Linked DNA regions of Homo sapiens: regions 1 and 2 are each linked to region 3. A link is a contact called in ENCODE Hi-C or POLR2A ChIA-PET data. All regions are on one chromosome and are shown on one strand. Each heading gives the region's core, a stretch centred on a gene start or an enhancer-like site at or near the end of the contact. The rest is flanking DNA. Distances are from core to core; before and after follow the strand shown. Region 1 holds the start of UGCG (UDP-glucose ceramide glucosyltransferase). Region 2 holds the start of SLC31A2 (solute carrier family 31 member 2). Region 3 holds the start of HSDL2-AS1 (HSDL2 antisense RNA 1).

Region 1 (3,809 bases), core at 140-2,639, 590 kb after region 3:
AGTGGATATACCAAACTAGCCACATAACCCATGTCTCTATTCACGCCATCACCCAGTTCTATTTTACTTACACGCTTCGTCACAATCTCATAACCTTATTTAGATTTTATCTGCTCCTTCCTTCTAGAATGTAAGACTCATGAGGACAGGAATTCTGTCCTGCTCACCACCATGTCCCCTGGCCAATAACAGTGAATGGTATCTAGTAGGCCTCAAGAAGTATTTGTTAAACAAAAATGAAAAGATGTGGCCGGCACGGGGAGAGTACAAATCTACATAAAACAATAAAACGAGGAACTGAAAAAAGGAAAGAAAACCACGCTGAGATGTACAAGCTGACAGGACTCAAAGCTATCATGCCAGCTCGGAGGTTTGGTGGACATTTTTCAGGGTGGACAGGTGCTTCACACCTATCTAAGCGCATAGAGCCCTTCCAGGAAGAAGAAAATCCACAGAGAGGTGTCCAGATAGCTGTGAGCAGCTCCCAGAAAAGTGGACACAATCACCACCCTAACAGAAACGTGGCCCAGGTCGGGAGAAAAAAACAATACACCATACATCTCGGCCCAGATGAAAAATTACACGAATCCCCAGCACAATCAAACCAAGCCACCACCTTCAGCCTGACACGTAAGAGCAGTCTCCTTTAGCCTGGCTGGGCAGTCGCCTGCAACCCAGCAAACCCTTCCCACGCCCAACACTTTTCCCTCGCAAAGACCACCGCCACCGCCGGTCCGAGGGGCGAGGGAACGGGGGGAACAGCCTGACGATCAGCTTTCTCCACCCCCGCCCGAGCCCAGTCCCCTTCAAAGCGCAAACGTTTCCCATTCTCGCCTGTCTCCGAGGCCCGGACCCCTGCCCCGAGCCCCTCCTGCGGTCCCTCACTCACGTGTAGATGATAGCCATGAAATGCATCAGCCACAGCACCAAGAAGAGGACGAACCCGAAGACGGCCATTCCCTCCAAGGCCAGGTCCAGCAGCGCCATCCCCCGGCCCGCCGGACCGGCCCGGCCCGCTGCGGCCGCCAACACGGACAACGCTCCCGCAGGAGGAGGACAGGGTGGGCGCCCGGTGCGGGGGCGCGGGAGGCGAGAGGAAGGTGGGGAGAGGAAAGGGCGGAGGGGGGTGGGGACGGAAGGGGCGGGCAGGGCCTGCGCGCCCCCGCCCGCGCGCTCTCGCCTGCGCGCTGTCTTCGGCGCGCTCGCGGGCGGCTGCGGGTGCTGCGGTCTCCCGGCTCTGGTCGGGGCGACCGCGGTCCCGCGCTCCGGTTCGCCTCTCCCGAGCCTCGCGGCCGCCCACCAGACCCTGCGCGCGGGCACCTCCGCCGCCTCTCCGTCTCGCCGCCGGGCTCCCGGCCGAGCAGCTCCACCGCCGCAGCTCCGCGCACTAATCAAAACCGGCGGCTCGCGCCCCACTCCTCGGCGCGTCCCGCCCCCGGAACCGCGGCGCCCGCCTCTCCCAGGGGCGGTGCCCCCATCGGTCCACGCCCACCCTGTCGCCCGCGCGCCCGCTGCGGCGCCGGCGAGAGCGCGCCGGGGAGATCGTGTCCTGCTGCCCGCAGGACGCAGGCCGGGCTTCCTCCGGCTCCTCGCTCCCGCTGCCGCCCACCTAGGCGGAAAGCGCTGCAGCCCTGGGCCGGGCTCCCTCGGTGTCGGTGGCAGCTCGGGACCCTGTGCCTGGCTGGAGGCTGCTCTCTCTCCGTCTGGCCCTGCTGTTCCTGGGTGCCCCAGAAAAAGACACGGGTTCCGGGCAGCTGCCGGAGCTTGTCTAGAAATCCAACTTCCAACGCCGCGTCTGCAGCCTCCCCGCCGGGCACTGCTACTGCTCGGAGCAGCCAGGCCCTCCAGGCCACGTTCCTGGGCGCAAGGGATGCCCATTGCCTTCCCTCTTACTGCTTTTAATGCTGTGGGATCTTGGATCAAAAGGGACCGGAGAGTAAAATAATCTCCATGCGCCTCACAGATCTCTAAGCGCCTTAGCGACCGTGTGTATTATAAAAAGAAATTCTCAAATTCAGAATTAAAGAATCAGTTGATATTGAAATTCCCTAAGACTGCCATCCAATACGGTAGCCGCATGTGGCTAAGTGAGGGTTGGAAAGGCAGCTTGCCACTCTGTGGAGTAAACAGTACACCAGATGTGGAAGACCATCTCGTTAGTAAATTTTATATTGATTGCATGTTGAAAAGGTAATATTTTGGACATACTACATTAAATTAGGTAAATTATTAAGTTAATTTCTCTTTTTAAATACTTTGGCTAGCTACTAGAAAATTTTAATTGTACGTGTGGACAGCACAGCTCTAAAATGGGAAGAAATGTCACTTTGGGTAGTAAGGTAACTAAGTATTTGTCCTAATTTTAAGTCATCCCAAGAAGATGCTAGTACTCAATGTTTGTGTTTCTTCAATCTAGATGAGTTTATACTATTTCTGCATTGTTTTATGTTTATTGTTGCAAGTGATTTCCTTTTAAATAATCCATGACCTCCCTTGAGATATTTCAGAATTGAATTCAATTTTGAAAAGAAGTTGTGGCTGGGCGCGGTGGCTCACACCTGTAGTCCCAGCACTTTGGGAGGCGGAGGCAGGTGGAGCATGAGGTCAGGAGTTCAAGACCGGCCTGGCCTAGATGGTGAAACCCCGTCTCTACTAAAAATACAAAGAATTAGCCGGGCGTGGTGGCAGGCGCCTGTAATCCCAGCTACTCCGGAGGCTGAGGCAGAGAATTGCTTAAACCTGGAGGGGCGGAGGTTGCAGTGAGCCGAGATCGCGCCACTGCACTCCAGCCTGGGCGACAGAGCGAGACTCTGTCTCGAAAAAAAATAGATGAATTTAAAAAAAAGAAAAGAAGTTGTTTATTATTGCTGTTTATGGTAGTTAATAGTCACTGAATGATCTACCTCAATCTGCAATTAAATGACAAACTACAACTAGAAGAGTTAATGTCCGAACCATTCCTCGATTAACATCCTTGGCTCCACTGGTGCAGAATCAGTGGGAAAGAACAATGCTTCAAAATCAAATTCCCACTGTTGAGAGTTACTGGCTGATAAAAATAGCAGGATGGAGGGCCAGGCGCAGTGGCTCATGCCTGTAATCCCAGCAGTTTGGGAGACTCAGGTAGGAGGATTGCTTGAGGCCAGGAGTTTGAGACCAGCCTGGGCAACATGATGAAACCCTGTCTCTACAAAAAAAAAAAAAAAAAAAAATTAGCCAGGCATGGTTATGGCACCTATAGTCCCAGCTACCGGGAAGGCTGAGGTGGTAGGATCACCTGATCCTGGGAAGTGGCGGCTGCAGTGAGCTGTGATCGCGCCACTTAACTCCAGCCTGGGTGACAGTGAGTCCCTGTCTTAAAAAAAAGTGGAATAGAATTCTAACATCGAAATAACGTTCCAAACAAAAATTTACGATTGTAGTTAATTCTAAGGCACACTTCAAAAAAACACTTTAACAAATTTTAATTTCTCTGAAATGGGAATGCATCTCACAGTCAATGCCATCTTAGAGTTAATTGGCGTTTTTTCTTTTTTTTTTTTTTTTTTTTGAGGTGGAGTCTCGCTCTGTCGCCAAGGCTGGAGTGCAGTGGCGTGATCTAGGCTCACAGGAACCTCCGCCTCCTGAGTTCAAGCAATTCTCCTGTCTCACCCTCCCCAGTAGCTGGGACTACATTTGCACACCACCACACCCGGCTAATTTTTGTGTTTTTAGTAGAGACGGGGTTTCACCATATTGTTCAGGCTAGTCTCGAACTCCTGACCTCGTGATCCACCTGCCTCGGCCTCCCAAAGTGCTGGGATTACAGG
Region 2 (3,769 bases), core at 1,270-3,769, 660 kb before region 3:
CCAGAGCCAGAGAGTTTTCTGGAAAGCCTGTACTGGTTCTCAAACCTTAGTGTACTGGGTGTTTCTGGGACAGGTGTTTCTAGGACAGGTGTTTGTTGGGGGTCACACTTTGAGAAATCATAGGAACCATGATGGTCTCCTGTCAACCAGTAGGGACTGGTCAAGTAAATTATATGAGAGCTTCAAAATGGAAATCTAGGCGGTCACATCACAACATGATAAAGATCATGTTGAAGACTTTAAAAAATGTTGAAGAGTTTAAAAATAAGAATAGCTTTTACCCCCCACCCCCAATGGCACTAGCTCAATGTAAAAAGCTGACACAGTACCGAAAAGAAAGTAAAAAATCATTTTGAGTCTTACTACTCAGAGATCTCTCCTGTTAGGCTTTCAAAAAAAAAAAAAACATTTTGACACAGCAAAATGTTTACGCAAGATTGATATACAAAACCAAACAGGTACAAACAATACTGTGAAACTCCATTTACACCGGAGATGGCCTCATCCTCAGCAGAAGCCTCTAGCACCATCTCTGCCAGGTAGAGGTAGGGGTGACACCCATCACCCCTTCTCTGAGTCCATTTGGTAAAGCAGATGGTATGAATGGAATGTCCCTAGTGGCTAATTAATCAGTCAGGGAGTTGCCATAACTGGTTTCCTTCTATCATCCTTGGGCCTGGGCCAGTTATCTTAGGAGCCCAAAACAGCCCAGACATGTTTTGCCATAGACCTGAACACCCACAGAACAGTAAGAGTAATTTGAAAGATTTCTTTTTGTTGTGCTAGGTCTGTGCAGACCCTGGCGATACAGAGATGAATGGGACAAGTCTTTGGCCCTTAGGGAGCTACCTGTCTATGAGGGGGGACATTTAAGTGAGCAAATAATTACAACAGGTTGTAGGTCAGAGAAAGGGAGGCACAGTGGAGGCTCCCTGGGGGTGCTGGGGACCAAGCCGCCTGAGAGACACCTGCCCTGGCCAGAGAGCAGTTGGCTAGGATGGTTCTGAAGCCAGAGAAGCAGGAGATAGCTGGGAAGATGAACTGTATGGTTTGTTCAGAGCTGGAAACACCCACGGAGTCCGAAGCCCCAGAGGGACGAAGACTCACCTGTCACTCAACCCTTTCTACTTTTGCCTTTTTGCTAGAGGAAAAGATGGAAGTCAGCACACCCTGACTTGAGAGAAGCGATCTGGGCTACAGTTTTCAATTAAAGGGCTTTGTGGTCAGATAGGCAAGGGGCAGGGCCCCAATCTTGTTTTCCTACTTGGGATGAATCTTGGCCTCTGAAAGTTTAACTGATTTGTGCTTTTTTCAGGGTGGGGCTGTGGTGAAGGAGGGAGCAATCCCTGGAACTTGTTTTCTTCTATATTTCTTCATTTGGGGTTACTTACACTTTGAGAAAAGCTTCCTTATTTGTAAACAAGGGTTGGGAAGGAGATGAAGGTCCCAGTTGCTAGGCTGACTGGCTGGGGAACTTTTGCAAGTGCTTTCCATCTATTTCCCTTTTTAAAGGACGGCTGATCATTTCACTAAATGGCCTACATACACTTCCTATATCTTTTTTTTTTTGTTTTGTTTGTTTGAGGACGTCTTGTTCTGTTGCCCAGGCCGAAGGTCATGGCTCACTGCAGCCTGGAACTTCTGGGCTCAAGCAATCCTCCTCATCCTGCCTCAGCCTCCGAGTAGCTGGGATTACAGGCGCCTGCCACCACTTGTGGCTAATTTTTGTAGAGACGGGGTCTAGCTATGTTGCCCAGGCTGAGCTTCCTGTATCTTAAATTCTATGACATTCTTCATGGGATGAAGAAAATGATATGACTTCTTCAAAGACGAACGAGTCTTGCAAGCTGTCGTTCTCTCCAGCCCAGGTGAACCCTACCAAGAAAAACAGCTTGTCTGAAACGCTGTTTTCTGACTGAAAGTGTAGGGAAGCTGGAAAGTAGCTGGTTCTGTTTTATTCCCCGAAGAATCAGGCTACAAACTTGACAAGAGCAGGGCCGGGGATGTGCGCTCGGTGTGCGCGCGGGGCTGCGGGCTGAAATGCGCCGGGGGTTTCCCTTTCGTGGAAGCCTTCCTGGAATCTCCCAAGGCGCTGCTCTCCGCCCTGGGGCGCCGGCCAGAGGTCCGGGGCCGGGGGCCCCGGACCCAGCTGTCTTCAGCCACCGCGCCCCCACTCTCAAGCCGCGCCACCGCGGGCGCTCGGTAACTGCTCGCCTAGCCGGACTGCCTCCCAGCAGGAGGGACAAATAAAGAGGAAAACCACAGAGCCACCGCAACCTATACCTGCCGCGTCCCCCAACCCTGTTCCAGCTGTTGGCAATGCTGCCAACACACCCTTCACCAGCCCCGGGCCAGCGGCAGCGAGGATTCGGGGTGCCGAGATGGCAGCTCCAGGAGACCCCGCCCCAACCGCCCACCCTCTTCACCGTAGCGCCCGGCCCTTACCGCCATGGTGAGTGCGCAGGGCGGGCGCCAGGGCCGCGTCTGCTCGCTCGGGTCTCCTCGCTCCGAGTCAGTTCAACCGCCGCCGCCGCCGCCGCCGCGATAGCTACCCTGGCCGCACGGATCACGTGGTCCGGGCGAGGCGGCGCGCGGGCGCCTGGGAGTTGTGGTCCCCACACGCGCCCTACTTCGGCGTCCTCGGGCGCGCCCCCTGGCCGAGACCCAGGCGCCTCGCCCCAGGTTCCCAAGGGCTGAGGCTTGGCGTTCCCGGAGTCGCGAGCGAGAGGGACCACCTGCTGCCCTCTGTCTTCGCCCTTCCTGTTTTGCACTTGGCTTGTCTTGGCGATTATGAGAATGTTTATTGCTCATTGTAATAAACTACCCCAAGCGTAACATATATTGAGTTGAAATGGGCAAGTCCGTGCTATGGACGCAATAGCAACACATTTGGAGTAAATTAAGTCAATTATGCCCTAGATTTTTAGTGTAGTCATTACAAGATAATTACATTTTTCTTTTTAGAAAAATATTTTCCAATCTGATAAGCCAAAAGGAATACACCCGTGTAATTTTGTTTTTCTTTGATTACTAGGGTAGTAAACTATTTTTCTTACGGGTACTTCCATTTCTGTGTATTGCCTGTTCATTTCACTGATCCAGTTTTTTGATGGGGAGTTTCTTGTAGGGTGAGGGATTTTTAATGGTTATTGATTCTTAAGCATATTTAGGAACCCTTTGCTAATCAGCCTATGAGTAAAGAGGCTCTTCAGAGAAACCTTACTAAGGACAGTATTAGCAGAGACCTTGAGCCTGGAGCTAACCTCAGTTCACATCCATACGCATCAACTATTGGCTTTGGGACCGTAGGCAAATAGCTTACATCTCTGAACCTCAGTTTTCTGGTCAGTAAAATGAAAATAATAATAAAATCTATGTCATAGGGATTAAATGAAAACATACATGTTAAATTATCATGTAACCTGGCAGTGGGAGCTTGTTCAGTAAATGGTAGAATCCTCAGGGTCACACAGCTTTTTTTCTTTTCTTTGAAACAGAGTCTCGCTCTGTCGCCCAGGCTGTAGTGCAGTGGCGCGATCTTGGCTCACTGCAACCTCCATCTCCCGTGTTCAAGCAATTCTCCTGCCTCAGGCTCCCGAGTAGCTGGGACTACAGGCGCGCACCACCATGCCTGGTTAATTTTTGTATTGTTAGTAGAGACGGGGTTTCACCATATTGGTCAGGCTGGTCTTGAAATCCTGACCTCGTAATCTGCCCGCCTCGGCCTCCCAAAGTGCTGGGATGCTGGGATTACAGACGTGAGCCATCT
Region 3 (4,051 bases), core at 1,552-4,051:
AATAAAGTCCATAAATCAACTAATCAGAAGCAAAGTCAAGAAGTATCACGTAAGAGTTAAGCTCAATGGAAACTTTTTTTAAAGGAAAAAAAGAAACCTGTGGGGCTTCCTCAGGCAACTATGTAGATCTCTTAAGTAAATATTATGAGCAGGTTTCTTTACAAACACAAACTGTCAGAAAATAAACTGTTCAAAATAAATGGCTTCTCTCCAATCTTCAGCTTCTCTATTTTTGACAGTACTTAAGAGAAAAAGCTTCTTTAGAGCCAGCCTCATACATCTGGTACCAGAATATTAATCCAAGAATGAAATCTGCATTTTCAGCAAGCAGCATGGTGTTGGTGCTGTTGTTAAACAATGCAGGATGATGATAAAAGCTGGAATGAGAGGTCACTGTCCACACCTCTCACAGCCGGACCTGCTTCCCCACCAGGCTACAAAAAAATGTCAAAAAGAAAGACTTGAAAGTCACAGATCTATTACAAAGAATAAAATTGTTACTTTTCAGCTTTCCATTTATTGCTAATGAAAACACTAGTCATTTGAGCATTCCAGTTAACATAAAGTGGCCATTTTAGGCTTCTTGTAATGATACTACATTGATAACCAATAAACAGGAAAATGCTAGAAAAGTCCATGGATTTTAAAGCCTATCAAATTTAACTGTGGACGGCTTAATGTTGTTTTAAAAAGAGAAGGTGGTAAATGTCAGCTATATTTAAAAATCCAGTTTTACACAAATTCAAATTTTCTGGAAGCAGCACTTATTTGTCAAAATAAATGAAAAAAATTTCAAACATGAAAAATGAAAAATAATTTATATGCTTTCCTCAACACCAACTTACCAGAAAGGAAATCAGCTGAAAATATGTAAGGTTCTCTGGAATGCTTCTGATCACACTAAAATATTATTGCTAATTACACAAAAAACAAAAAATTCTTATCTACCTATCAGTCAAAAAAAAAAAAACACAAAAACATAAACAAAACTAGGTGTTATCTTTCAGCCAGCCCACATAAAGACTACATTGATGATCTCAGAAAACAGGCACAACTACAACTTTGCCAAAACAATTCTCAGTACAGGCCACACTCGATGCTTAGCTACACAGTGACTCTTTGTTAAATCTTATCACTACCACTGACAGCCTTGTAAATATATAAACAAGCAATTCAATCGTTAGCTTATCTTTTTTAAATATTTTAAAGAGCTAAGGAAGAGTACGTATATCTAAGTGCTGAAATTCTGAGAGTGGTCTAGAACTCCATTCCTGGATTCACGATAAAGCCTGATCAAATTTCAATACCTCTTCTCTTTGGGCTATTACTAGGAATGGAGAGGGACAAGGAACGCTAGTCAAGGGCCTACCAGAGCCACATACTGAGCTGTGCTTCTGTGCAGAATTTAAATTCATTTACCTAATGCAGACTGGAAGTCAAAGCAGAAACTAGTAAAATTTTATCAACTAAAAAGGATTGGCTTGATCACTGCTAGGTTTTAAGTAATGTGTGTACAAATCTACGCTCCAGGCATTTACAAAATTAGGCATGCAATAATATTAATCTGTTTAACTGGGACAAGAATCTAGATAAATTTTTCTCCTAGAAAAAAGCACTATTTTAAGCATACTAAACTTTTTATAATGACAAAAATCAGTTTGTCTTTAAAAAAGTGCATTAAATTGTACACTGTTTACTAATTTTCAAACCTTAATGAAAATTTAAATACATAATTTTCCACGTTTTTCCTTCAAGTTTAGATGATAATGCTTTTTGTTTTTTTAGGAAAACCTCTATTTTTTACATATGACTGTCCATATAATTGTATGCATGGCCCCCAAAACTGCTTCTTCGTTTTTTTAATCTCCTGGGTAACTGTCAGACTTAACTTTGTCAATATAAATTCTCACAGGGTGGGCAAAAAAGAGTTTCCAGAACGGAGCAGTAGATTGAGATTGATACAGGCATAAATCCATACCTGCGTATTAAAAATCTGAATCTGTAAAATTAATTTTCTGGGTGCTTATTCAACCTCATTTATTATTTGAGTATCTACAATACACAGCAACCGTTCATGAAGAAACTTAGCTAGCTAATCAAATAAGACAATTCAGAAACATCACCCTACAGTATTTTTCAAAACACTGTATCCATATCCATGCACAACCCAATCGTTGGGTTATATACGTGGAATAAAATAGTAAAGGCACAATCCTAGAGGGGAAACTCAATTCTGACATTCATGGTCTCATGGGTAGGGAAAGATCTCATATCTTAAATCAGCAGAAATAAAGGCTTCAGCCTGAAGGGAAAGCTAGATCATTGTTTATTGCACTCCAATTTAACCTCCACCATGGAAGCTGTCACTACCTGACTGGCTTGTTAGCTGTTTATTTCGTCGGGAGAGGATTCCGTCTTGCGAATCCTAACGAGTTCGGGAAAAAACAAAACTTTACTCCTAAACTTCAAAACACACACACACACACACACACACACACGCACACACACTAAATACATATAATTGTAAAAATCACAGCCACGTTCATTTTTTTTAAAGTCCCAATCTAAAACCTTAAAGAAAAAAAAAGACTTGAAGGAACCAAAAACATTCTTTGATTTTGGTTTGACGTTGTTCAGTCCAACCTCCTCCTACCCAGGGGAATACATTTCTCGATATATTTGATAACAAACACAAATCACTGTGCGCAGCCTCAGATGGGGGTGGGGGGGCGGAAGAGCCTTTTGGAGAAAGCCCTCCTCCGTTAGAAACAATAAATAAGGGAGCGAAGCCATGCACGTTCCTTCACACACGCCCCAAACGCACCTCGGCGAGCCACCCGAGGAGGAAAACTAGTGGGGCAGAGCCCTGAACCACCTCTCTTTCTCCATAAGCATCTCAAGACTTGGAAACTAAGAGGACAGACCTTTTCCTCCTCCTTCCCGCCCTCCTTCCCACCTCCGACAGACCCAAGAGCAGGAGCGGGGGCGCCAGCCCCACGCACTGCGCCTGCAGCCGCCGCTGAGACCCGAGCTGCCGGGCGGCGGGGCGGCCCGGGGCAGGCGGACCGGAGCCGCCACCGGGGGTCTCTGCGCCTCGCACCCCCAAGCCCGGCGCTGCCGACGAGCGGCCGCCCGGGTCCCTGCCCTCGCTCCGGCCTCGCTCCCCCGAGAGGAGACAAAAGGAAGGTTCAGCCGGGTCACCGCGCGGCCGCTGACGGGGAAGCAGAGTCGACCCCGGCGCGGCCGCCCCCCACACAAAGGGGCTCCCCGCCTGGGTCGCGGCGTCGGCGCACTCGTCCCCGCCCCGCGCGCGGGCTCTCACCCACCTGCAGGTGTCTGTGCGTCTGTCCATAGGAACGCGGTCGGCGCGGGGGGGCCTGCGAGAGCCGGGCAGCCCGGGCTGGACGGGACGGGCCGAAGGGGCGCGAGGGCGGGAGGAGAGCGGCCAGAGGGCCGGGCACCAAAGGTAAGTGGAGCGGGGAAGGCGCCCGGCGGGCGGCGGACCGAGGAGCGGGGCGGGGGGCGGGGGCGCCAGCCTGGCTCGGCCGACCGCCGCGCGCCGCTCCGTGCGCCCCGAGCTCCGCGCGCCCGGCTCGGAGCGCGGCGGGCGGGCAGGGGGCGGGGCGCGGGCGGGCCGGGGCGGGGCCGGCGAGCGGGGCGGGGGCTCGGACCCCGGGCTCCAGCCGGCACCGGAAACGCGCCGTGGTCGGCGAGACCCACAGGAAGTGTGTAACGACACCTCCTACGGCACGCACCGAGCTCGCAGTCGTTGCTGCCCCGAGGAGGTGTAGATCGAGCCTCCTGCCGCACACACGTTCGCACGCGGCGGCCGGCGCGCTGGACCGAGAGGTTGGAGCAATCCATCCTCCGCGCGCACGAGCTCAGTCCCTACTGCCCCGACAGGTGTGGAACCCGCCGTCCCCGCTATGGTCCGAGGAAGTGTACAGCACTGCTCCCTACTACACGTCCTGGGCCCGCGGTCCCCGATGCCCCCCGGAGCTCTGTGCACCTCCACTGAAACGCAAGGAGCAGACAGAACCTACACCATCCG

Evidence for each region. Hi-C counts contacts between places; a loop is a spot of excess contacts on that map. ChIA-PET counts read pairs that join two places held with the same protein, here RNA polymerase II (POLR2A). Pooled maps may share reads with other maps.
Region 1: a map of CD8-positive, alpha-beta T cell shows a loop between it and region 3 (11-fold over the local background). The contact joins the promoter of UGCG here to the promoter of HSDL2-AS1 in region 3. A Hi-C loop is called at or near these places in 7 of 168 maps with a recorded cell type or tissue (B cell, CD8-positive, alpha-beta T cell, ascending aorta and 2 more), 3 of 37 single-sample maps with no recorded cell type and 21 of 50 pooled maps. POLR2A ChIA-PET finds 5 or more read pairs at or near these places in 4 of 52 experiments (CD4-positive, alpha-beta T cell, K562, MCF 10A and 1 more).
Region 2: a loop to region 3 is called in a map of CD8-positive, alpha-beta T cell, with 10 times the contacts of the local background. The contact joins the promoter of SLC31A2 here to the promoter of HSDL2-AS1 in region 3. A Hi-C loop is called at or near these places in 1 of 168 maps with a recorded cell type or tissue (CD8-positive, alpha-beta T cell) and 10 of 50 pooled maps. POLR2A ChIA-PET finds 5 or more read pairs at or near these places in 1 of 52 experiments (PC-9).

What each region holds. Positions count from the first base shown.
Region 1 is chr9:111,894,394-111,898,202 of GRCh38, reverse strand. UGCG (UDP-glucose ceramide glucosyltransferase) reads right to left here and starts at 1,389. Exons shown (of 9, transcript NM_003358.3): 1 at 890-1,389. The coding sequence starts at 987. RefSeq lists silencers at 945-1,034, 1,145-1,734 and an enhancer at 1,355-1,938.
Region 2 is chr9:113,149,757-113,153,525 of GRCh38, reverse strand. SLC31A2 (solute carrier family 31 member 2) reads right to left here and starts at 2,519. Exons shown (of 4, transcript NM_001860.3): 1 at 2,446-2,519. The coding sequence starts at 2,451.
Region 3 is chr9:112,486,394-112,490,444 of GRCh38, reverse strand. HSDL2-AS1 (HSDL2 antisense RNA 1) reads left to right here and starts at 2,801. Exons shown (of 5, transcript NR_171779.1): 1 at 2,801-3,466; 2 at 3,904-4,051. It overlaps KIAA1958, which reads right to left and starts at 3,618. Exons shown (of 4, transcript NM_133465.4): 1 at 3,327-3,618. RefSeq lists silencers at 3,020-3,509, 3,590-3,649.